3 separate regions of the Mus musculus genome follow, and all the other regions are linked to region 1. A link is a loop called in an ENCODE intact Hi-C map of the cell type or tissue named here. Cell type or tissue: heart. All regions are shown on one strand. Links, peaks and the distances in the headings refer to the core of each region. The heading gives the core; the rest is flanking DNA.

The links. Hi-C counts contacts between places; a loop is a spot of excess contacts. Peaks named below come from ENCODE experiments on the same cell type or tissue, not always from the same donor. Only the 100,000 strongest peaks of a DNase experiment are listed, where the experiment ranks them.
Region 2: a loop joins it to region 1, with 3 times the contacts of the local background. A loop is called at or near these places in 14 of 42 quality-filtered maps.
Region 3: it touches region 1 in a loop (4-fold over the local background); 17 of 42 quality-filtered maps call a loop at or near these places.

Annotation. Positions count from the first base shown.
Region 1 is chr13:23,582,256-23,589,992 of GRCm38, reverse strand. It overlaps H2bc6 (H2B clustered histone 6), which reads left to right. Exons shown (of 2, transcript NM_001177653.1): 2 at 4,023-6,323. The coding sequence starts at 4,037. The coding sequence ends at 4,417. Among named protein-coding and RNA genes, the nearest start is that of H4c4, 4.6 kb to the right of the region's middle. In heart, for the core only: no CTCF peak of the experiment used is centred there; DNase peaks (open chromatin) are centred at 4,072 and 4,902; H3K4me3 peaks cover 2,985 bases; H3K27ac peaks cover 3,633 bases.
Region 2 is chr13:23,527,780-23,535,516 of GRCm38, reverse strand. It overlaps H4c8 (H4 clustered histone 8), which reads right to left and starts at 4,473. Exons shown (of 1, transcript NM_153173.4): 1 at 4,039-4,473. The coding sequence starts at 4,402. The coding sequence ends at 4,091. Gm11335 (predicted gene 11335) reads left to right here and starts at 4,589. Exons shown (of 2, transcript NR_167693.1): 1 at 4,589-4,840; 2 at 7,694-7,737. It overlaps n-TMcat9 (a tRNA gene), which reads left to right and starts at 5,098; the gene lies at 5,098-5,169. It overlaps H2ac10 (H2A clustered histone 10), which reads right to left and starts at 1,642. Exons shown (of 1, transcript NM_175661.3): 1 at 1,139-1,642. The coding sequence starts at 1,606. The coding sequence ends at 1,214. It also overlaps H3c8. In heart, for the core only: no CTCF peak of the experiment used is centred there; DNase peaks (open chromatin) are centred at 3,756, 4,486 and 5,036; H3K4me3 peaks cover 3,859 bases; H3K27ac peaks cover 3,804 bases.
Region 3 is chr13:23,680,634-23,688,370 of GRCm38, reverse strand. It overlaps H2ac6 (H2A clustered histone 6), which reads left to right and starts at 4,412. Exons shown (of 1, transcript NM_178189.5): 1 at 4,412-4,898. The coding sequence starts at 4,454. The coding sequence ends at 4,846. It overlaps H2bc4 (H2B clustered histone 4), which reads right to left and starts at 4,172. Exons shown (of 2, transcript NM_023422.3): 1 at 3,750-4,172. The coding sequence starts at 4,139. The coding sequence ends at 3,759. In heart, for the core only: no CTCF peak of the experiment used is centred there; DNase peaks (open chromatin) are centred at 3,680 and 4,270; H3K4me3 peaks cover 3,051 bases; H3K27ac peaks cover 3,425 bases.

The DNA of each region.
Region 1 (7,737 bases), core at 2,556-6,555:
GTGACATTTTGAACATTATTTTTGCAACAGCTTAACCATGCCTAAGTCAACTCTACACCTCTCTCTAGTCTGTCTGAACATGAATTCACAAACTATTCTATTTTAATTTTTTCTCCAGCACTTATGATTGTTTTGGTTTTGTTTGGTTTTTTTTGTTTGTTTGTTTTGGGGGATTTGGTTGGTTGGTTGGTTGGCTTGGGTATATTTAGTATTTATTAAATGAGCAAATGCTATGCAATTACTAATGATCCTTAATAATGCACAGATAATATACGTACAAAAGTGAGAAAAGAAAGCTCTAGAATGTCAATGTTGAAAAGTCCAATAGATGTAATTAGACATTAACTGAAACACAGGCAAAAAGAGCAAATATTGTCAAGTTTTTGTTTAATTGTTTGGTGTAGGGGTCAGGAAATGATATAAATCAACACAAAAGTTATAGAGGGTCTTCTAGACAATGCCTAGCAAGGCAAAAGGTCTGGAATATCAAAGAATCCACCATAGTATGGTGGTGTACACTTGTAGCCCCTGATGTCTAGAAGGCTGATAGACAGGCTGCATGGCCCCACCAGTTCCTGACTAGCCTGGGAAATATAACCAACACTTCTCCCAGAGGGGGGTGGGGGTGGGGGAGATCTCATGTGCTTTTGATAACTTCCTCAAGGGTTTCTACCAAGGGACTGCTGGAACTGTAGGGCAAGGTGACTGTGTAAAATATCTCTGGATCCTGCTATGGGCATACCAGGCTTGTGCAAGCCAAGTAGACATCCTATCCCTAACCACAGCTCCTCATTAGCACTGATTACATACTGTGTTACTGACTGAGTTATCCACATACGTGTGCTCTATGACCACCCCTTAGATACTTTACAAGCCTCTTCCCTCTCCTCATCCTCCCCCTATCCCTCCTCTACCTTTTTCTTATTTAAGACGGTGTCTCTCTACTTTGTCATGCTGACTTCCAATTCCTGGACTCAAATAGCAGTCTGGACGCAACCTGGAACTTCTTTGCAGATAAAAATAAAGTGATGCTCAACCACTTGCTCTCAAAAAGCGTCGCGTGATCACAGCAGAAGGACGTGTGTGTTTCTGTAGGAAAACTAAGAATTGACTGCTAGGAAAGCTAATTAGAGATTCTTAGAATTAATTAAATTAGATGTTCTTTACGCAGACCCTGGATGAATGTTTTATCTCTACCAGAAAATATCCAACAAAGTCCATAGCAAAATAGACCTTAAAGATCTAGAGAAATGACTTAGCAGTTAAAAGCAGGTTATTCTCTTAAAAATGACCAGAGTTTGGCTCCTAGCATCCAGGTATGTGGATAGGAAGGGTGTGGACAGGATAGGGTGTGGATAGGAAGCCAAAGACATGCAATAATACAGATTTGCCAAAATGCACTGATCTCACAGCAGTGAGTGTGCTAGGCCATCCCTCTATAACCGAGCTATTAATACATGCCCAGTTTTCATACCATAACTTTTAAACTATGGTATTTGTTACCAGGACTTATTTTATAATTCTAATATGCTCCACATAAATTTAATTTGCATAAATGACTTTAGTTTTGTTTTTTAAAAACTTACAGATGAGTCTTGGCACAATGACTGAGTAGAGTACTTGCCATGTAAGCATAAGGGCCTGAGTTTGACTCCCCAGAATCCGTACACACCCAGAACAAGGGAATACATCTGTAATTCCAGTGTTCCTACTTGGAGATGAAAGTCGAAGACAAGGATATTCCGTGGAAATTCAAGAACCAACTATCTTGGTATACACAGCGATGAACACCCACGCGCACACAAGCACACACACGTGAGCGCACACATACACACACACAAACTCAAACAGGCACCAAAATTAATTAGATCTCCAGAGGCATGCCAGGACACAAATACACATCATAGACACATACATGAAAATTTTTATTTAAGATTCTACAAGTATGCACAGAGAACTCATGCTTATAATTCCAGCACTTGAGATGGTGGCAAAATGCTTAGAAGTTCAAGATCACCCTTGAACTTCTTGGCCACAGAGTGAGTTTAAGGTCACATGGGCTACATTAAACTTTATAGAAAACAAATAACTACTGATATCTTCAATCAGGGATAAAAAATTTTCAGCACTGGGAGGTAGCTCTTAGTATTTAAATTTTGCAAATCATTGTCTTCATTACCTTTGTGTAAGTCTCATTTATTTTTGTTTTTTGTTTTTGTTTTGTTTTGGTTTTGGTTTTGGTTTTTTGAGACAGGGTTTCTCTGTATAGCCCTGGCTGTCCTGAAACTCACTTTGTAGACCAGGCTGGCCTTAAACTCAGAAATACACCTGCCTCTGCCTCCAGAGTGCTGGGATTAAATGTGTGCACCACCACTGCCCAGCTGCCTCATTGATTTTTAAAGCTAGATATAAAAGTGAAGGAATTTAAGTCTTTAACAGTAATTAAACTGAAATATTATTTACTTATATTATTAAATATATTTATATTATACACTTAAATATTATACAATTAAATATTATACATTTGTGTTATATAAATATAATTAAATAAAATAATTAAAATTAAAAATTTTTAAATCAGAGCTAGGTCAGCTCTGCATGCTAGCTCATATCCATAAGCTAAGAATCTGAGTGGCTGAAGCAATATTGTCATCCTATCAAGGTCAGCCTCGATGGCCCAGTGAGTTCTGGACCAGCCTGGGAATAGGTATAGGAAAGAGTGCAGAGTGTCGAAATAAAGACACTAAACTTACAAATACCAATGGCGAGATTTTTCTTTTGATACTTCCACTAAATTAAAATTTTACTTCTGATGTTTACCAAAGAAACTGGCATTCCCTCTTTGGGTTCTTAGTCTCATTAATACAAGAACTTAAAAACAGATTCAGACGACCAATGCCAGTTTTATTAGTTTGAAAGACAAACAGTACAGGAAGGAGCTGTGCTAAAACCTGAGAAACTAGAAGAGGGTGGGGGAGGGTAGAGAGAAGGAGGAAGGGAGGGAGGAAGGGAGGAAGAGACAGACAGGGAGATCATACTTTTAAATCATACTTTTAGGGTACCCTTGAAGGTCAGAAACAGAGTACCCCACGGTACCATGCAAAATGTTGTCCGGCCGGCTAAGCAGAGGTCACCAAATTCCAGACTTGTCAGGGAAAAGGATTGCACCAGGACCACCTGGTTGAAAATAACCAGGGACAAATAATAAAGGACCCGCATCCAAGCGGATAGTGGCCAAGAGGGCTAATGAAGTTTCCCAGAAAGCCACCTAACCGAAAGGCCGCCTTTTTCTTTGACATTTCGCGGGCTTTTTTTTTTTTTTTTTTGTACTGTTCCTGCTGTTGCCCAGAGGCTGTGGTAAAGGATTCCCAACCTTCCTAAGCAATCTAGCTTCTTTCATATGCTAATCTTAATGCTTCCATCCAGTCCACCTTCGCCTAATGGACGATCTTCCAATTCGTCTAAACCGTTCTGTTTATTCTTTTCAAACAAGACGTCTTATCTCTGTGTCTCTCTAACTTTTGACATCTGTAAGATTTACTCCCAACCGTTTACTTTCACTCTATGATTTCCTTTCTGTAGACTAAATTGCACTGCCTTGGGGACTCCGGGAAGCTTGGAGGTCGACTGGATCTTTTCTGATCTTCCTTTTCCTTTACTGAACCGAAAGATCAAAGTTTTAAAATACAGTTTTTCCAGGAACGTTTCGATGGTTTCAGAATATTTGGTATTAAATTGAGCCCAAGCTTTAACTTCTGGAATTTCAAAATAGAGCAACTTCTGTTTTTAAAAATATATATACAATTTAATCTAAAGCGTTTAGAAAGAAACCAATTTGATTAAGGAGTGTTAAGAAGCACAGTCGCTTGAACATTATTATACAAGATTACTGCTTGACCAATGGGACCGTCCTTTGTAACCTCTAACCAATCAAACAGAATGAAAGTAAGACTTAATTTGCATAAGACTGCCTACAAATAAGGAAACCGTTCACAGCAGCTCACTTTCTTTTTCTTCCTAAGAAAGAGATCTGAAGATGCCTGAGCCAGCCAAGTCCGCTCCCGCCCCGAAGAAGGGCTCCAAGAAGGCTGTCACCAAGGCCCAGAAGAAGGACGGCAAGAAGCGCAAGCGCAGCCGCAAGGAGAGCTACTCGGTGTACGTGTACAAGGTGCTGAAGCAAGTGCACCCCGACACCGGCATCTCCTCCAAGGCCATGGGCATCATGAACTCGTTCGTGAACGACATCTTCGAGCGCATCGCGGGCGAGGCGTCCCGCCTGGCGCATTACAACAAGCGCTCGACCATCACATCCCGGGAGATCCAGACGGCCGTGCGCCTGCTGCTGCCCGGGGAGCTGGCCAAGCACGCGGTGTCGGAGGGCACCAAGGCTGTCACCAAGTACACCAGCTCCAAGTGAGTTCATTTAACTCACACTCCTAAACCAAAGGCTCTTTTCAGAGCCACCCAACAGTTCAAAATTGAGCTATGCGCTTGTTCTTAGTACCCGCAGTACCACCTTTATATGGTTCTTTATTTACTGGGACAAAGTTCCTCTAGTCTATTCAGGCTCGTCAAATCAAGTATTTAAGATAAAACTGCCAAATTGGCTACTTCTGCAGTGAAGAGAGGCTACATTTCTGTTCTGAATAAAGAACCCCGAACGTTTCACACTGGCATCTCCGAGCGTCCAGATCCGTGGCGCACACATCCGGTCTTTTGTTCTAAGTCTTTCTGGGGAATTAACATTGGCACGGGAAGGCGAGGTGGGACCGTGGGTTTACTGCCTGGTTTAGCTAAGCTACACAAAACTTAATTTAGCAGCGTCTCCTAATTTGGATCAAAACGCAGTGTTGTCCGCTCGGTGCTTGTTAAACTGGTTTTCAGTGACGTTCAGGTCGCCATTTTATGCGGCGCCGCCCTGAATGGAGAGAGTTCTGTTCAGCTCCCTGAAAGCGAAAGTCTCAGCACGAAGGGCCAGCTCGCGAGTCTACCCTCCTAATTCTTAAAAAGTTCCTCACTTCCAAAGACCTAGAGCTTTTGGATTTTTAGGCTTTTGCATATGAACTAAGTTGTAGGAGAAGCAACAAGATCTCCATTTTAAAAAAACGTTTGCTTTGTTTACTTTTTAATTACAGGAAAAGATGAAGTGGTTTGTAAAGCCTGCAAACATTTAATTTCCTTCCCTTTCCTGAACTGCTGGGTAGTTTTTTTAACACCAAGAAAATTCCCAAAACCCTCTCCTGACTCGTTTTTGTAAAGAGACCTGGAAAAAAAAAAATCAGTTCCTAGAATTTAGCCACATCACTTTCTTTGCAATTAAGGCTGTGGAATGTTAGATGTGGCTCTGGGCACTCCCATCTCTTTAATCTGCCAGGCTCTGGAGTTTACAGCTTCTGAGTTTGAGCTCTTGGTCCAGCAGGGAGGGACCCTGACTCAATCTTGTGAGAGAGAAAAAGTAGGAAGTAGAAGTATCAGGAAGTGCTGGGTGTTGGAAGTATCACAGGTATTGGGGATGGAACTAAAGGCCCAGTTCCAGAGCTAGTCTTGCCTCCATCCAGCCTCTACCATGGCTCCCTTCTGAAGCTGGGTAAAGTGCCTTTATGCAACATCCTTCCTAAGCTTTCAAAATAAATACAAAGAAACTATCCACTTTAAAGTAACAAAATTGCAACTGTACTCCAAGAGGCTACTCACTGTGTAAAGTGTTTTGCCACCAAAAATGAACACCTGAGTATGTCCCCTAGCACCTACAAAATAGGTCCTCTGACCTACAGACATCCCAGAGCAAATAGAACACACACACACAATGTGGGTTTTTTTTAACGGTTTTTTTTTTTTTAATTACAAGTCAACTTTACTCACAGTTACTTTAGAAACAATACTGAAACTTCCTTGTGAAGAGTTAAACCTTCATGGTAATATTTTGTTTCCCTTTGTTTTGTTTAGCTGTTTTCTTTGTAACAAGATTTCAGTCTGTAGCCCTGGCTACCCTGTAATTCAACTATGAAACCCAAACTAAAACTCTCTGCTTCACCCTTCTAAATATGCAATTATAGGTGTAGATCTCTACAACTTGTAGTGTTCCTCCTTTCTTGTTTGTGATTTGTTGGTTTGTTTGTTTCTTGGGACAAAGTATGAAACTCACTAAACCAAGCTGGCCTCATAGACTTCAGCCTGACTGTCTGCTGTGCACTGGCATGTGTACCTCCAAGCCTGCTGCTGTACTGTTCATTATTAAAGCATTCCTGATTGAACCTGCTGTGCACTGAAATGTGTACTCCCATGCCTGCTGTTGTGTTCCTTATTAAAGCATTCCTGATTGAGTGTGCTCAGAGCCTTTCAGCCATCCCCACTGATCTTCAAACCAGAATTGCAGTACAGTAGTACTCACTACCTCTCCATAAAGCCCAACCTCATGCCAGGCAGTGGTGGCACACACCTTTAATCTCAGCACTTAGCAGGCAGAGGCAGACAGATTTCTGAGTTCCAGGACAGCCTGCCAGGACAGCCAGGGCTACAAAGAGAAACCCTGTCTGAAAAACAAAACAAAACAAAAAGCCCACCCTCATACAGTTCCTCTCTGGTTATTGTTTTGTTTTTCAATCTTTTCCCACTGGTTGAAATTCCCCATGACACCTCCAGTTTCTGTTGTGTGCAAATTTTCTCTACCTAAGCTTCCTATTGAGGCTTGGCCAGCCTACAGAGAAGATTCTACTTTAAAATAGATAGAAAAACAAAAGAAAAGTGGATGTGAGTATTGACTGTTGAGCTTGTTGAAGGACATATCGATTGGTAAGTTACTTCTCCTCCAGCTAAATAAGCTGATTCAAGCCAGATTGGATTATATTAAAGGCAGGTTTATTGGGAAGCTGCTCTCAGAAGAATTCACTGGCCCCAAGGCCAGGGAAGTCACCATGGGCAGAGGTTGGAGGAAAGAAAGAGAGAAGGGGTATACACCAGGAGAGAAGAGAAGGGGAAATGTGGGAGGAAAGAAAAAGCAGAAAGACCAAAATGTCTGAATTACATAAGGAAGAGCCTCTGGGGGAAGGGCAGCCCATCCCCTGGGCTAGAAATTTCAGGGTTGGGGGCAGGGTGTGCCAGATAGGGACTGTGGGAAGCTGGGAGAACCTGGAGACCAGGTCCGCTTTGATATGTAAAATATGTTAACTTGTCCCAGGGTCTGAAGCTAAATACTGAAGATATTTACCCAAGTTTTTATTGACTACAAGGTCTGGGTCTTTTTTTTTTTTTTTTTTAATTCTTGGAGGGAAGGGCTGGAGGGACAGCTAAAGCATGTGCTCCGTGTGCCTGGTGGCCTGAGTTTAGTCCCTAAAGTGTATATAAAGGTAAGAAATATATAAACACAAATAAAAAAAATTTTTTAAGTTCTTAGCAGACACTGATGTTTCTTCTCTGGTGACTCTTTGGGAACAACTGATAATGCTGACGAAAGTTAATGAAGTCCTGGACCATATGAAGTTTTCCTTGAGGAATAGATAGAAGATTTACACGTCAATCTCTGGTGCTTATTTTACAGATTAGGAAGTTAGAGAAAGCTGGGTGTGGTGGACCACGATTTTAATCCCAGTACGTGGGAGGCAGAGGTAGGAAGATATCTGTGAGCCTGGTGTATAGAGTAAGTTCCAGGCCAGGGCTATTACACAGAATACATGGAAAGAATGAAAGGAGGGAGGGGAAGAAATTGTAGAAAGCTCCAGGTTAGAAAACTTGAACATA
Region 2 (7,737 bases), core at 2,447-6,446, 54 kb after region 1:
TTGGTGGCCAGCTGCTTGCGCGGGGCCTTGCCGCCGGTAGACTTGCGAGCGGTCTGCTTAGTACGAGCCATGGCAAGTAACCGTAGGGAAAAGTGAGATACCTAAGTAGCGCACTTTGGCCTTTAAGTACGCTTGCGTTCGCACACGCGCAACACACGTACCCGCGCTCGTACCCCTCCTTCCCACCGAGAAGCATCCTGATAGGCGTGTCTGCTTTTCAAGTGTCCCGCGCAGTAGTACTATTGGCTGAGGAATTCAAGTGGTGATTGGTTAACTCCTGCACACCCGATTGGTTAACTCCTGCACACAGTCTCCTGCTAGTACAGACTGCTACACTCATGTTTTAGTCTGGCACACCCGAGCTTTCTTAAATTTATGTTTCCATCCTTGTATCGAGTCGCTTAAAGAATTTGAGGCAAAGAAATCTTGAATTTGAAATCTCATGACCCTAGATATCCACAAACCACTCTGGAAAATATGTTCTCTACCCGCCTTTGGTTTTATTTTCCCGCTTCTTGTGCCTAGACTGCACATGATACGTTATTTCTCAGCCGGTGAAATGAGCCAATCCAAACCAGATTTGAATATATCAAAGGGAGGTTTATTGGGAAACTGCTCTTGGGTGAGTTCCCTGGCCCCAAGGTCTGAGACAGGTCAAATCAAGAGGTGGCAACCAAGGAGGAAGAAAAAGAGACCAGGTTTGCTATATGTAAAATATGCACCTAGGTCCTTTTTCCTTGACTCAAGCCGAACTACGTCTTTGCTCCAGGAGTGTTTAAAGTGACACAAAGCAAGCAGTAATGTAACAGGAACCACAGGTCAAGTATCCTGAATCTTGCGACTTTGTAAAGACTTGCCTAACAATTTCCGTAAGACCCTTTGTATTTTCTCCCAACCCCGAATGTCTGCTGCCTCTCCGGAGCAATACGAAGATGTAGAGGACTGCAAGACCAAAAGTTTTGTGCAACGTGTAAATCTATGTTTATGCTACATCCAATATTTCTCTGCGTGAGGAAGACAAAGCAGTTGCCTAAGAATTACCTCAGCCTACCAGAATTATGGTTTTGTGCTTGAAACATTAATATAGGTTTTTCCACAAGCTAAATTAACCATGTTACTAGACTCTTATATGAAGAAGTGGTGGCTCTGAAAAGAGCCTTTGGGTTTTGTTTAAAAAAAAAAAAAAAAAAAAAAAAAAACTTAGCTCACTGGCTTACTTTCCCTTGGGCTTATGGTGGCTCTCGGTCTTCTTGGGCAGCAGCACGGCCTGGATGTTGGGCAGGACGCCGCCCTGCGCGATGGTCACGCGGCCCAACAGCTTGTTGAGCTCCTCGTCGTTGCGGATGGCCAGCTGCAGGTGGCGCGGGATGATGCGCGTCTTCTTGTTGTCGCGGGCCGCGTTGCCCGCCAGCTCCAGGATCTCGGCCGTCAGGTACTCCAGCACGGCCGCCAGGTACACCGGGGCGCCGGCGCCCACGCGCTCCGAGTAGTTGCCCTTGCGGAGCAGCCGGTGCACGCGGCCCACGGGGAACTGCAGGCCGGCCCGGGAGGAGCGGGTCTTGGCCTTGGCGCGAGCCTTGCCACCCTGTTTGCCGCGTCCAGACATTGTAGGTACCTTGCTGTCAGGATCTGTTCAGCGTATAATGATGCAGCCACAGCACCATTCTAATACTCAACTTCTGGCGCGAAAACGGAGTGATCTCGTTGGCTACACATAGAGTTTTACCTAAACCAATGGTAGCTTGTATATGAAAAAACCTTGTTTTGATTGGATAGTTAACGCATAATATTTCAGGACTCTAAAAGGATAGCCACAGCTTTATTTAAATTGCAACAAGGGCTAATATTTTTTTTTCTTGGTGTTGTTTTCTGTTCACTATGCCTGAGCCCGCCAAGTCCGCTCCCGCCCTGAAGAAGGGCTCCAAGAAGTCCGTTACTAAGGCCCAGAAGGACAGCAAGAATTAATTAGGAAAAGACTAAATAAAAGGGAAAACTTGCTCCTTTGTGAGACAATAGCGTCTGGGTTGCATTCAGCCTAGTATTTGAGTAGGCTGAAGACTATATTTAAAATTATACAGAGAACTGTTCTCTTAATTTTAATACTTTCTCTTAAAGAGTTATTTTTAAGTATGTGCATGTCTTTGTATGTATAGATCCTCTGGAACTGGTGTGAGCCACCCAAATAGATAGTGAGCACTGAACTCTGGTCCTCTGCAAAAGCAGTAAACTACCATCAAGGCACCTCTAGCTCCAACCTTCAATACTTTTAATATTGCCCATAGTCCCATTTTTGGTCAAATTAAAATTAAAATTGTTTAAAGGTAGACCTTAAACCTGCAAAACCATACACAGAACCTATTTTTCATAGCCCAGACCACTGATCCAAACCAATGTCCTCCGCAAACTGAATAGTTGTAGAAGCCTCCTTACTACTTTTCCTTGACACTAGTTTTCATCAAACATCTATATTCATTGTTTTGACATTTAACTCAGGTCTTGCCTGTTCTCAGCTCAAACCCCTACCGTAGTTCCCACCTCAATGAGAGCAAACTCCAACAAAATGAACAAGGAACCCTTCACTCACTCATTAAGAGCACTGGCTGCTTTTCCAGAGCACCTGAGGCCCATCCCAGCACATACATAGTGGCTCACTACTGCCTTAAACCCCAGTTTCAGGGGATCTAGCACCCTCTTCTAGCCTTCTTGGGCACATGGTGCACAAACACCCATATACATTTAAATTATTCATACTTATAAATTCCAGAACTCAGAACAGTTGCTGACACATGTTGTGTTCAGATTACTCTTTTCAAGCCTCAGATTATTTTCTTCTTCAAACAACTTCTTAACCTCCATTAGTATATGATACTTTTCGCTTACCCACAGAAACCCTAATCTTTAAAAGTAAAGATGAGAAACAGGAGGTGCTGGGGTAGGTCTTTAATCCCAGCACTCGGGAGGCAGAGGCAAGGGTATATCTGGAGTTCGAGGCCAGCCGGGTCCACAGAGTTCAAGGGCATCTAGTGCTACCCAGAGAAACACGGTCTCAAAAAAGAAAAAGAAAAAAAAGTGGTGGTGGTATCATGATGACGATGACGAGAAACAGTCAGAAGGCTGAACAATGAGGAAAAGTATTTCTGCAAAACCTGTTAAGCTGAGTTGGATCCCTCGGTGGAAGGAGACCCAAAATCCTGTAAACTGTTCATTCACCTAGTAACACACACAAAGTGTTAAATAAACATCACATTAACACCCTGAATTTCTGTGATTTCATAGTATAATCATACAAGTAGATTGCTGGCCATGAAGAAAAGCATCTTTTCTGTCGAGTTTTTCTTTTGACTTTTGGGGGGTTTCTTTGTTTTCGTTTTGTTTTGTTTTTGGAGACATTTAGCCCCAAACTTTCGGTGTACAGTACTCTAAAATCTTATCACTCTTGGCTGAAACCAAATTCCTGAAGATACACTTAGACCACATCGAAAATATCAAAACTGCCTATACTGACTTAGATTTTATTAAAACATCCATCACGAATGCACTCCTACATGTTAACAATCGGGACGTTCCCATAAAGTTGCATATTAGAACTACCAGTTTTTTAATACTTTATCTAATGCCCAACCTTAATGAAACATTCCTTTTTTAGTAAACACCTCTCCACCGTGAGTGCCAGAAAAGCCCACACTGCATGGGTCTCCAGGACACGCCGGATTTCCGCAGTCTGCGCAGACGCTCCAAAGCACAGAAACAGCCAACCACCGTCGGTGCTGTGCACTCAGGCCCGCCCCACGCTCTAGTCCCAAACTGCGCAGCCGCTAGCTCTCGCGCTTTGTCCTTGCAACCTGCACCATATAAACAAAAAACTTTATACTTCCTACTTCAATAAATGCACGCTGCCCGAATATAATTTAAGAATTTGCCAACCTGGATTGTAAATACCTGAATAGTGAGTCGATTAACGTACTTACACAACGCTGCTAACGTTGCACAATCATTTCAAAACGTAAAACACATGTTCGCTCTTTTAATAAGAAAATGTGGGCGGCCCTGAAAAGGGCCTTTGGTTTTGTAGGTCAGAAGCAAGATTCGCTTAACCGCCGAATCCGTAGAGGGTGCGGCCCTGGCGCTTGAGCGCGTAGACCACGTCCATGGCGGTGACGGTCTTGCGCTTGGCGTGCTCCGTGTAGGTGACGGCGTCGCGGATCACGTTCTCCAGGAACACCTTCAGCACACCGCGGGTCTCCTCGTAGATGAGGCCGGAGATGCGCTTCACTCCCCCGCGCCGGGCCAGGCGGCGGATGGCGGGCTTCGTGATGCCCTGGATGTTGTCACGCAGCACTTTGCGGTGGCGCTTGGCGCCGCCTTTGCCAAGACCTTTACCGCCCTTGCCACGACCAGACATGGTGTACTTGCTGAAGAAAAAACCTCAACAGAGTGGAAGGCACAGGCACATTACTTATATGCAGTGTTTTCGGACCTGATTGAAGACTGAAACCCCCTGCAATGGCCCCGCCCCTGGCATGGGCAATGCCTAGTGACGTCACCAACGTTCGTTGTACTCGCTCCTTGAGCTGGGTCCTTTGTCCCCATTCCGGACTTCCCGGCCATTTTAACGAGTTCAGACTAAACAGTTTCTTTAGCAATACATATTTGTCACTTGTAACAAATTTAGAAAGACAGGAGATCTTTGGTGAGCCAAGCGATCACAAATACTGATGTGGAGGTCTCGCTTCCCATGTTTTTATTTTCGGCTGTAAAGGACTAAACACTGGAGAAAATAGCACCATTTCTTCCACTATCTCGACTTAAGGACAAACCTGATCCCAAACTCTTCGCGCAGGTAAATGCGTGGTTGGTCACTAAGACGCGCTGTATTGTTTTCTCCTTTGTCGAATTACTTACTAGTATGTTAATGTTTACTGATCTAGTCCAAATTTTGCTTTCTCTTTGACTCATTAGCGACATTATTCCCAACAAATATTAGCCTTTAGGTAGACAAAAATTAGAAGGTGCCTTCCTGCAGGCCTTTGTATGAAGTAGAGAAACACCAACTGCAAATAAAGTTAAGTATAATATTTTGAAAGGCTCTCTTTAAGTAGCAGAGTGGCGCAGCGGAAGCGTGCTGGGCCCATAACCCAGAGGTCGATGGATCGAAACCATCCTCTGCTATCTGGACTTTTTTTTTTCTTTTTTCCCTCCTCCTAAAGTTAAGTTCGTGAGGTAAATCGATCTCTGCAAAACGGAACTGGAACTTTTACATGGACGCTCAAGTGGTAACTCATGTGTTCTCTTGGTAATAAGTCAGATTTATTTTGCCCAATAAAACCTAAAATCACTACACGAAGGTGAATACAAGTGTAAGAGTGGAGGAACAGAGCTCAGTTTCTTCTATACATAATTCATAAAGCCTTATTTTTCAAGGGTCTGGTGGTAGGAATACATTCATTGATCAGTCCCTATAGATATTCTTTGCAATTACTAGAGTCTTAATCTTGACAACAATAGGTAGTGTTTTGAGAAAAGTGTGTGTAGTTAAGGGAGGATGTGGGGGTCTTCAGTTGAAGTCTGACTGAGAAAACCACTTCTGCTACCGACATTAGTCTCCACTTTCACAAAGATAAATCTTTGCTAAGCTATTGCTATTCTCTACGCTTATTTTTCAAGTTTTGTACTCACTGTCTTTTTTTATTTCTCTCACAGTAAAGATTCCTGTTCAAATTTTATATGTCACACTGTCCTAGAAGTTAAAACACAAAAAAAACATAGTAAGTAGTCTAGAATCAGTACAGATATTTTGGGTTACTTTGTTTTGAGTGACCTTGAAATGCTCCTCTTGCCTCTGCCAACAAGCTGTACTGTGTCTTCTTAAAATAGTTTTTCACTGGATCAGAAAACAGAAATCCAAAGGCCTCTCTCCTGTTAGGCTGTAGAGATGGAAGACTTTATTTCTTCTCAGAGGGGGTTAAAGGTAAAGATCAGCCTTTTTTTTTTTTTTTTTTTTTTTTGCTTCAAACCAAAAAAAAAAAAAAAAAAGTGAAAATTTTTTTTAAGAACTACTTTATGAGCTGCAAGAATAAAATTGATCTCAGCCCCATAACTACCCACCAGTTCAGTGACTTGGGGAAGTCCTTCCGTAACTACATGCGTGTGTAGTTAGGATTACAGGAAAGACTACAATACAGGAAAAGACTGTCACGAAGGAGAAGACTGGAGAAGGCTCTCTTGTCCTCTCCTCCATGGTGTCAGACATCCATCACTCCAGCTGAAAGCCACAGGAGTGTGCATCAGCTATGGCAGTCTAGTACTGTCTGTTCAACAGGAGTTCGAATAGTTCCAGGGAACTGGTTGCCTGGTGACCACATGCTTACTGGTCATAAATTAAATGCTACATTAAGTACACTGCCAGCATGGGTCACAGTCACTCCCTGCTTCAGGGATGGAGAATAAAATTACTACCCAGGAGCTATGAGGACATTCCCGAATTGTCATTTTCAGTGTATGGCTAAGGGTCATTACCATGGCCCTTACCCACAGAACTGAACATTAAATAGAGAAGTTCTGCTCCCATAGCCTTGCCCCAGTGTTATGGAGTGTGCAGCCACTGGGGAAAGACCATACAGTCAATCTGATTATAATTACAAAGTGCAATACATACAATCTCTGAGCTAACTGTGAGATTGCCATGAAGGAAGGCTATGGGAAGAGGAGTTTCAAGGGGGAAAATAACAAGACCTTTAATATCTATACAAGCAAGCAAAAGCTGTTCTGTTCTGCCAAGTCAAGTGGTTAAGCCAACTCAATGCCATCTTTGGGTATCTGTGTAAGCCAGTTACAGAAGCAAAAATAATAATAATAGTTAGTCATATAGTAACAAACAGTCACACGGGGCTCTTCAGTTTTAGAACAGGTCACTGAGACTTATCTTCCAGGCAAACAGCTAGAGGGATGCCTAGCATAAAATAGTTTCTTTAGCCATCACACTGGCATTTATAGACCAGGCAAAGGAATGGATTTTGCCAAGAAACTTGGGTAAGTGATTGCTAGACAGCCAAGAAAAGCATTCTAAGCAAAAGAAATAAACGGAGGTCCACATGAGAGCTAAAACACTCCTAACTACAAAGATTCAGTGTGAGAGAGCAGGAACGAGAGGAAGGCAGCTCCGAAAAGAGAAGGGGTTGCATGCAGACCATCTCTTCATCTGATGGAAATGTCACCAAACGGTAGAACACAAGATACCTAATGTAGGCTCTATGGGATTGTTTCAATGTGCATGTTTGGAGCTATCTATATTAAACTATGCAAGAGTGACCATCTTAAAATGTCATCTCTACATAAATATTTCATACACAGACTTAGCTGAACATCTTAAACACACACACACACACTTCAGCCGCCCAAATGTTCCTCCATCCCACTCAACAAGAACTATGGGGATGGCTGTTTGCTCGTTTTGCTGTTCTTTTTTTTTTAAATGTAATTATATCTTTTCCTCCTCCCTCCTCGCCCTCTAACTCTTCCTGTACACACCTTCTCAATCCCTATGAAATCCATGACCTCTATTGATAATAATACAAATATATAAAATAAAAATAATTACAAATATATGCATGTACATAAATGCAACCTGCGAAGTCCATTTAGTTAACAGTTGGTTTTGTTTTGTTTTGTTGTTTTTGTTTTTTTGCAACAGCAGAAATAAAAGTCAATCAACAATTCTCACCAGCTGTGCCACCATGT
Region 3 (7,737 bases), core at 2,447-6,446, 98 kb before region 1:
GATGCTACTGAGGCACAGAAACTGTGATTGGCCTTAACTTCAACCTCAAAGGCTTCACCTTCTCCTTGCAGAACAATGGTTTGCAGCAGTGAACCAGTTCTCAGGTCAGGGTTCTCCATTTCATGTTTCCTTCACCTCTCAACCCATCCTTCTGATTATTGTACTGTGCAAGGTCAGAACAGTGCCATTTGCCAATACCTCAAGGACATTGAGTTAATTATTAGCACACATTTTCTCCTATGCTGACTACAGACACACAACACCACCACCACCACCTCGGGCAATTTTTACACAAGTTCTGAAAAGTAAACTCCGGTCTTCATATAGCTCAGTGAGTTATCTCCTCAGTACTCTTTTCAAAACAATTTTTAAAGAATCAATTACGCCGGTCGGTTGTGGCGCACACCTTTAATCCCAGCACTTGGGAGGCAGACACAGGCGGATTTCTGAGTTTGAGGATAACCTGGTCTACAAAGTGAGTTCCAGGACAGCCCAGGCTACACAGAGAAACCCTGTCTCAAAACAAACAAACAAACAAACAGAAAAGAATTGATTACAAGTAGACAGTCCCTGGGAACTCAAACAGTGATTATTTTAGAATCCTAACCTTTCTTTGTAGTGTAAAGGAAAATTGGTTGTTACCAAGAGATAAATGAGAAAAACCTCACAATGGGTTTTTGGTGTAAAACTCATCCTGTAAAAATTTATTGTCATGAACTTTAAGATTGGTAACCAACTGATCACTACATTAAGATATGAGGACAAATCCCAGCTACATAAAAAGAAAACAGAGACAGTCTGGTACACACCCCTGAGTATTATGTGCTAAAGTGAATTACTATATTACTTAACAATGCCAACTCCCTTAAAACATAGACTAAGCATAATCATTATCCTGTATAATTGTGTTTTCTTCTGTCGCTAGGGAACTTGATAGCAATTAAAGCCACACCTTTAAACACAGCAAGCAATTGTGTTCCGGTATATATACATTAACAAGCACCAGTCCCAAACCTGCCTGGTTCTCTAAGGCCATGGCATTTCTCCAGTAACTTTCAATCCTACAAATCTAAGTGGGAAAGGAAAGGATGATCTCACCATGTTAAATGGAAAGATCCGTGTTTTCTATTTTGCTAAGCGCTATTTGTTATAACCTGTGTAACAATAGGGTATTTGCACAGAGCAAACATTCCAATGTCTTATGTTTTGTAACCTCTAAGTTAGAAATTGCATAGTATCTAATGAGAAGACACTAATTCACTCCACTTACGATTCATCTAAGTTCTTAAAGTAATTATTTGCCAGTGAATTCAGTTTTTAACCTGACATGTTGAGTCCTTACCACTTGTTATTTAAGTTTTAATTCCATTTTTAAAATTACTTTGTGATTTGACTTAGTTCAATGTATGTTATTTATATTAAAAAGTGATTTTATTCAAGTAAATAAATTTAGTGGAAAAAGTTTGTAAACTTAATGTAGTTTTTTTATACAACAAATCGTAGCTTCTGTAAACTACATTATTATGCTAACACTTTTATATTATAATAAAAGATCCATCTTAACACAATTAAGCCAAAAGTCAAATTATTAAGTAAACAAAAAATGTACAAATGCAATTATGACTAGAACTAGGTAAACTTGAATCCAACCTTAAAAGAGGCCACACCTTAATGTAATGCCTAAGAATGTGAAATAATTTATAGTAATTGATGGTTTTCAATTAATTAAAGTTGATACATTTTTTTAGACCCTTTATAAAAACCAATTTACACTTAAATCACATAACTTATTCATTTCCTGCTGGGATAGACAATGTCCTCAAATTTATATTCATAAAATAGGAAATATTCACAGCAATTATGCAAGTGAGAGGAGCTAACTGGGACAACAGAAAAGACTGAAGGTCAATGAACAAAGACATAGGTATCTATTGAAGTATTATGACTAATGAGACAAAAGTATTGATTTTAAGTCAGACGTCGTGTCAGGAGAGCACTATTCAGAACAGGACTGATCCTCTTGTTCTTCAAATTTGGTAGACATTCTACTGTTATGCCATATCCCTTATAATAAACTAACTCATTAAGATTTAAGTAATACTGTTAATACTGTTTTATACATAGCAGAAGCAAACATTCTGCCTCAGCAGGCAAGTTTATGCTTTTTCTCACTCCTCTCTGGAACCTTGCAATAAAAAGAACATAGCCAATAACACTGCATGTGACAATCTGGCATGGAATTACCAAATCGTGACTTTTAGAATGTCGAGACAAGATACTGCTGTTTCACTGATTTCTTCTTGCTCTTTCTCTCGCTCGCTCTTTCTCTCTCTCTCTTCTCTCTCTCTCTCTTTCTCTCTCTCTCTCTCTCTCTCTCTCTCTCACACACACACACACACACACACACACACACACACACACACAGAGCAGAAGGGGGGGACCAAGAGACAGAGACATAGAATTTGGAAGGAGATTAAAAAAGGACAGGCCAAACAAAGAAACAACATGAATCTCACCAAAGGCAGAAGTGAAAAAATCACCAATGATTTGCTGGTCAAATGAAAAGTATCAATCTACTTCAACCCTGGAGCCTTTTATACACTTCTGAGCCTGATTTGTGGATTTTGGCAACAATTCAACCAAATGCGAACCAGAAAAAGGAGAGTTGTGCAAGAACAAAGCTGCAGCACTAAGGAGACATAAGGCGGCAGAAGGCTGAAAAGGTTCCCCACACTGCTAGCTCATAATGTAATCCTAAACCATATCTAGGCACAGCTTCTAGAAATAAATGATGTAGATGATAGCATGCTGTTAACTTCTGTGGGGAAGAGAGCAAGTGTACTGTTTCTTCGAACAGGCAAGACAAAGGCTTAGATAAGTGGGGCCGGAAGAAGCGAGCCAGTATTTATGGCCAAGTTTGTTCAGGGGGCAACTAGGGTGATGGAAATATTCGCCTTTCATTTGGACAAGCAGAGGACTAAACTCCGCTAATGACTCTGAAGTCCTTATATTTTGAATTGTTAAGTCAACAGACACAGCAACGGCGTTCGTTTTGGGATTTCTTGCATTAAGTCCTTCCAGTTCAGCCTCTCCCCACTGCTTGCTTCGGATCTTCTCATTTCTCTAAACTTTCACGTCACTTGGACTATGAAAATTTAGTATGGCCAAAGTACGGTAAAGTGATACATTTGCATTTGCATTTGAACAATTCAGTTCCGTCTTTTACCAGAACTTCAATGCCGTAAGTTTGACAATTCCAGGTCATATTTTAGAATACTCTACCAAGATACTGGTCTAAGATTTCATGCTAGATAGCTCGGTAATCTGATATTAAATCTACAAATGAAAAGCCTGTCCTTTGTTACAGACCCCTCATGTTTAACATCAGTCTTGGAGCCACTTCTTTCCAAAGTAAAACCTACAACTTATAAAAGACAAACTTCCTAATGGCAACAATTATCCTCTTCAAAGTCTGTCACTCCTGTCCTACAACTTTGTTCTGATGGACTCAAGTCCGCCTCACCGGAAGTGACGTTTGCAAGGCTTTTTTTTTTTCTCCCAACAAAATGGTTGTAGCTAAATGTAACCAAGACTGAAATTAAGCTAAAAGTATCCCACTGCCTTTAAGATTTATAAGCACCTGTCATCTGCTTCTGGGTAAAACTGAACGCACTGTTCTACCACAGCTCTCTCTTTGAGAAAGTGGGTGGCTCTGAAAAGAGCCTTTGGAATTCGCTACGGAGGCTTACTTGGCAGGATCACTTGGAGCTGGTGTACTTGGTGACGGCCTTGGTGCCCTCCGACACCGCGTGCTTGGCCAGCTCCCCGGGCAGCAGCAGGCGCACGGCCGTCTGGATCTCCCGGGACGTGATGGTCGAGCGCTTGTTGTAATGCGCCAGGCGGGACGCCTCGCCCGCGATGCGCTCGAAGATGTCGTTCACGAACGAGTTCATGATGCCCATGGCCTTGGAGGAGATGCCGGTGTCGGGGTGCACTTGCTTCAGCACCTTGTACACGTACACCGAGTAGCTCTCCTTGCGGCTGCGCTTGCGCTTCTTGCCGTCCTTCTTCTGGGCCTTGGTCACGGCCTTCTTGGAGCCCTTCTTCGGGGCGGGAGCGGACTTCGCAGGCTCAGGCATCTTCGGATTTCCAAACACAGGAACCTCAGTGTGGGCTGGGAACGGACTTCTCCTACTTATAGGGCGTTTATGCTAATGAAGGATTTCGAACCAGTCTCAGCTAATTGGAAGAAGAAAAAGTAGTGGGTTCATGGGTGGGATTATGCAAATGAAGTTTCCAGAAGCAGATTTTCTATTGGCTATATCAATGAGCTCACTTGTAACCAATCAAGTAGTAGCGTTTACTACCCAGGAACCTACTATAAAAGCTGCCGCGTCTGTACAGTCTTGGTAACTTGTTTTTACTGTTCTGTTACTTACACAGCACTATTACTATGTCTGGACGTGGTAAGCAGGGCGGCAAGGCTCGCGCCAAGGCCAAGACCCGCTCCTCCCGGGCCGGCCTGCAGTTCCCCGTGGGCCGCGTGCACCGGCTGCTCCGCAAGGGTAACTACTCGGAGCGCGTGGGCGCCGGCGCCCCGGTCTACCTGGCGGCCGTGCTGGAGTACCTGACGGCCGAGATCCTGGAGCTGGCGGGCAACGCGGCCCGCGACAACAAGAAGACGCGCATCATCCCGCGCCACCTGCAGCTGGCCATCCGCAACGACGAGGAGCTCAACAAGCTGCTGGGCCGCGTGACCATCGCGCAGGGCGGCGTCCTGCCCAACATCCAGGCCGTGCTGCTGCCCAAGAAGACCGAGAGCCACCACAAGGCCAAGGGGAAATAAGCAACAGAATCTGCGGAAACTTCAAACCCAAAGGCTCTTTTCAGAGCCCCCACTTTTTCAAAAGAAGAGTTGAACAGGATACTCTATTGATAATTTCTACCCTAATCTGGTGGGCTCTAGATAGTAACGACTGGTCTTGATTGTTAACAGTTTTAATTACTTGGGAGTATTTTTGTAGAGTAAACTTTATTAAGATTGGTAGTACCCCCTAGAATTTGATAGATTGGGCAGCTTAAAGTCAAAGGTCTCAGAACTTCTGGTCTAAGCCGAATACTAATGTTTGTCAATGTAAGCCAGCTGAAGGTTGTATGTTTTTAGTACTATAAGCCTACCACCTACTCCGTTATGTCCGACCATGAGTCTGTGTTTGTCCTCATCTGCTGCAGGAGTTTCTCTGATGATGGCAGCTCATTCTAACTCACATGCAGGTAGTCATGGAGTTCTTATGAATTACCAACGTTATCCATTTTTACAAAAATTTTACATTTTAAAGCAAGCTCCTTGGTTGTTCCCAGATTTCGAATCTGTTCTTGGCTGGCTTGGCTGGCCGGCTGGCTGGCTGGCTTGCTTTTAGAGACAGGGTTTCTCTGTATAGCCCTGGCTGTCCTTGAACTTAGATATTTGCCTGCCTCTGTTTATGGAGGGCTGAGAATAAAGGCAATGCACAACCATGCCCATTGGTGTGTGTGTGTGTGTGTTAACCAGAAATTAGTGCTTGCAGTCTTACTGATACTGGAGAACCCAGGCAGCTTCTTCCTCCTTCCCCAGCAGTTATTCTAAAAGAAAAATGATCGGATGCCCAGAAACTGTGAAGATAAAGGGCTGAGGAAAAAATCACATTGACTCCCCCTAGGAGAAAAAAAAAAAAAAAGTTCTATGATCATACCACCTAAATGTGACTGATTGTAGAAGATAAGCAGTGTCAGGCCTAGTTGACACTCCGATGGGAGGCCACGTAGGAATATTGGGTGCTGTGGGCTTAGAAAAAATAAAATGAAAATGAAAAAGGAGTTTTCTGAGTTGTTTGGGTTTGGGAGAAACGGATCTCATGAGACCCAAGCTGCCTGGGTACTTACTACATAACTAAGACTGGCCTTGGACTCCTGAGGTTTCTGCCACCATTTCTCAAATGTTAGGAGTACAGGCATGAGTCAACATGCCTTGCTGAAGAAGAATGGCATTGTTTGTTTATGCTGGGTCCATTATACCTCAGGCTGCCCTCAAACATGCTGGGCAGCTGAGAATGACTGTGGACTACTGAAATCTCTTGCCTCCGCCCTCTAAGTGCTGGAACTATAGTTGTGACTACATGCAAGCTGGGCTTACGAAGTCTGATATCACTGTGCATAGCTACTACTGTTTGGTCAGGAGTCCAGCTCGGGATTCCTTCAAGTTTGAGAACCTGGATCCTTGGATCTCACTTACTTCATATCAGCTTTGGAATCATTTTCATTTCCTTGTCAATTTTCTTTTGAGCGGAAATTTCCCAGGTGTGAGACCTTCAGGAATGCCTTTAAGCTCCCCTATCCCAACATCTTTCTGTGTCTGTGTTCACTTTGCTATGAAAAGACCCTGACTCTGTAGTGTGTACCCTGAAATTAGAAGAGCACAGGCTGATCAAGACAGATGGCTGCTGGGTAGGCACCACTGCATGCTGGGTAGATATGTGTTCCTCACTAATCCTTGTAAGCAACAGTCAAAAACAAGTGCTATTGCTATTGTAGATGTTTTGATGAAAAACAGAATAAAGAAATTAACTAAGTCCCTGGGATTAGAAAACATACACTTCAAACACTGATATTTTATAACCATCCTCACCTAAGAGAGTATGAGAAGAAAAATTGAAATAGTGCAAAATTATTACATAATGGGTACCCTTTGTTATATAGAGGATTACATAAGAAAAAGTTACTTAATTACATTCTAAACTCTGTAAAGAACTTAAAGGGGAAAAAAAGTTTCACAGACTCTGTATAAAGGGGGCCAGGTGTTAAAACTTGACAGTATGTGAACAGCTGAAGTCTCAGCCGAGGCCAGCATGGCTTTTATTCAGGATCCAAAAAAAAAAAAAAAAGAAAAGAAAAGAAACAAAGAGACTTAACATGGTGGTAGGATAGTTTTCAGGATCTACAGGACCTGTTTTCCCGTGGTGAGATAGAGAGAGATAGAGAAAGACTTGAGGTGTTCTAGTAGCTCCAGGTCCCTAAAAACAAACCTTGGTATTTGAACATTTGCTGGTGAATGGATACATCATGAACACTGTTAACCTTTTTGTTTTCATCTTCATCAAGACCATGAGGTCAAGACCTCAACTTGTTACATTGTAATGCTTAGTTTAGGAATACAAATAGATACTTGGAAAGAAAAAAAAAAAAAAAAAAGCCAGGAAGTAGGAGTGGGTGGGTTGGGGTGCAGGGCAGGGGGAGGGTATAGGGGACTTTCAGGCTAGCATTTGAAATGTAAATGAAGAAAATATCTAATAAAAAGGGGGGCACTGAGTGTGCTGAATTCAATGCATCACAGACTGGGCAAGCCGGAAAGCATTTTGTTCTAGAGAGTCCGTGTACTACCAGGGAAGGCATCCAGTACACACTAAATGAAAGCTGCCAATACAACCATCTTTTCCAGTAGATCATGCTGTTTAATGACTCTTAGGGGCAGCTAAGAACAGGCTACCAAGCACAGCATCCCACACAGCTCTGTCCCAGCTCATCCCTAATATTCTAGTATGGTTCTTTAACTTCTGTTATGCATTGTCACTATTTAAACCTCAGAGTCCTGCTTACTGCTAGACAGAATTCTCTATAGCACAAAATATCTTAGAGCTTTAGTTGGCTTTCAGGCCTTGAGCAGAACTTCAGCAATTTTGTCTTAATGGTCTGGGAAAGTCT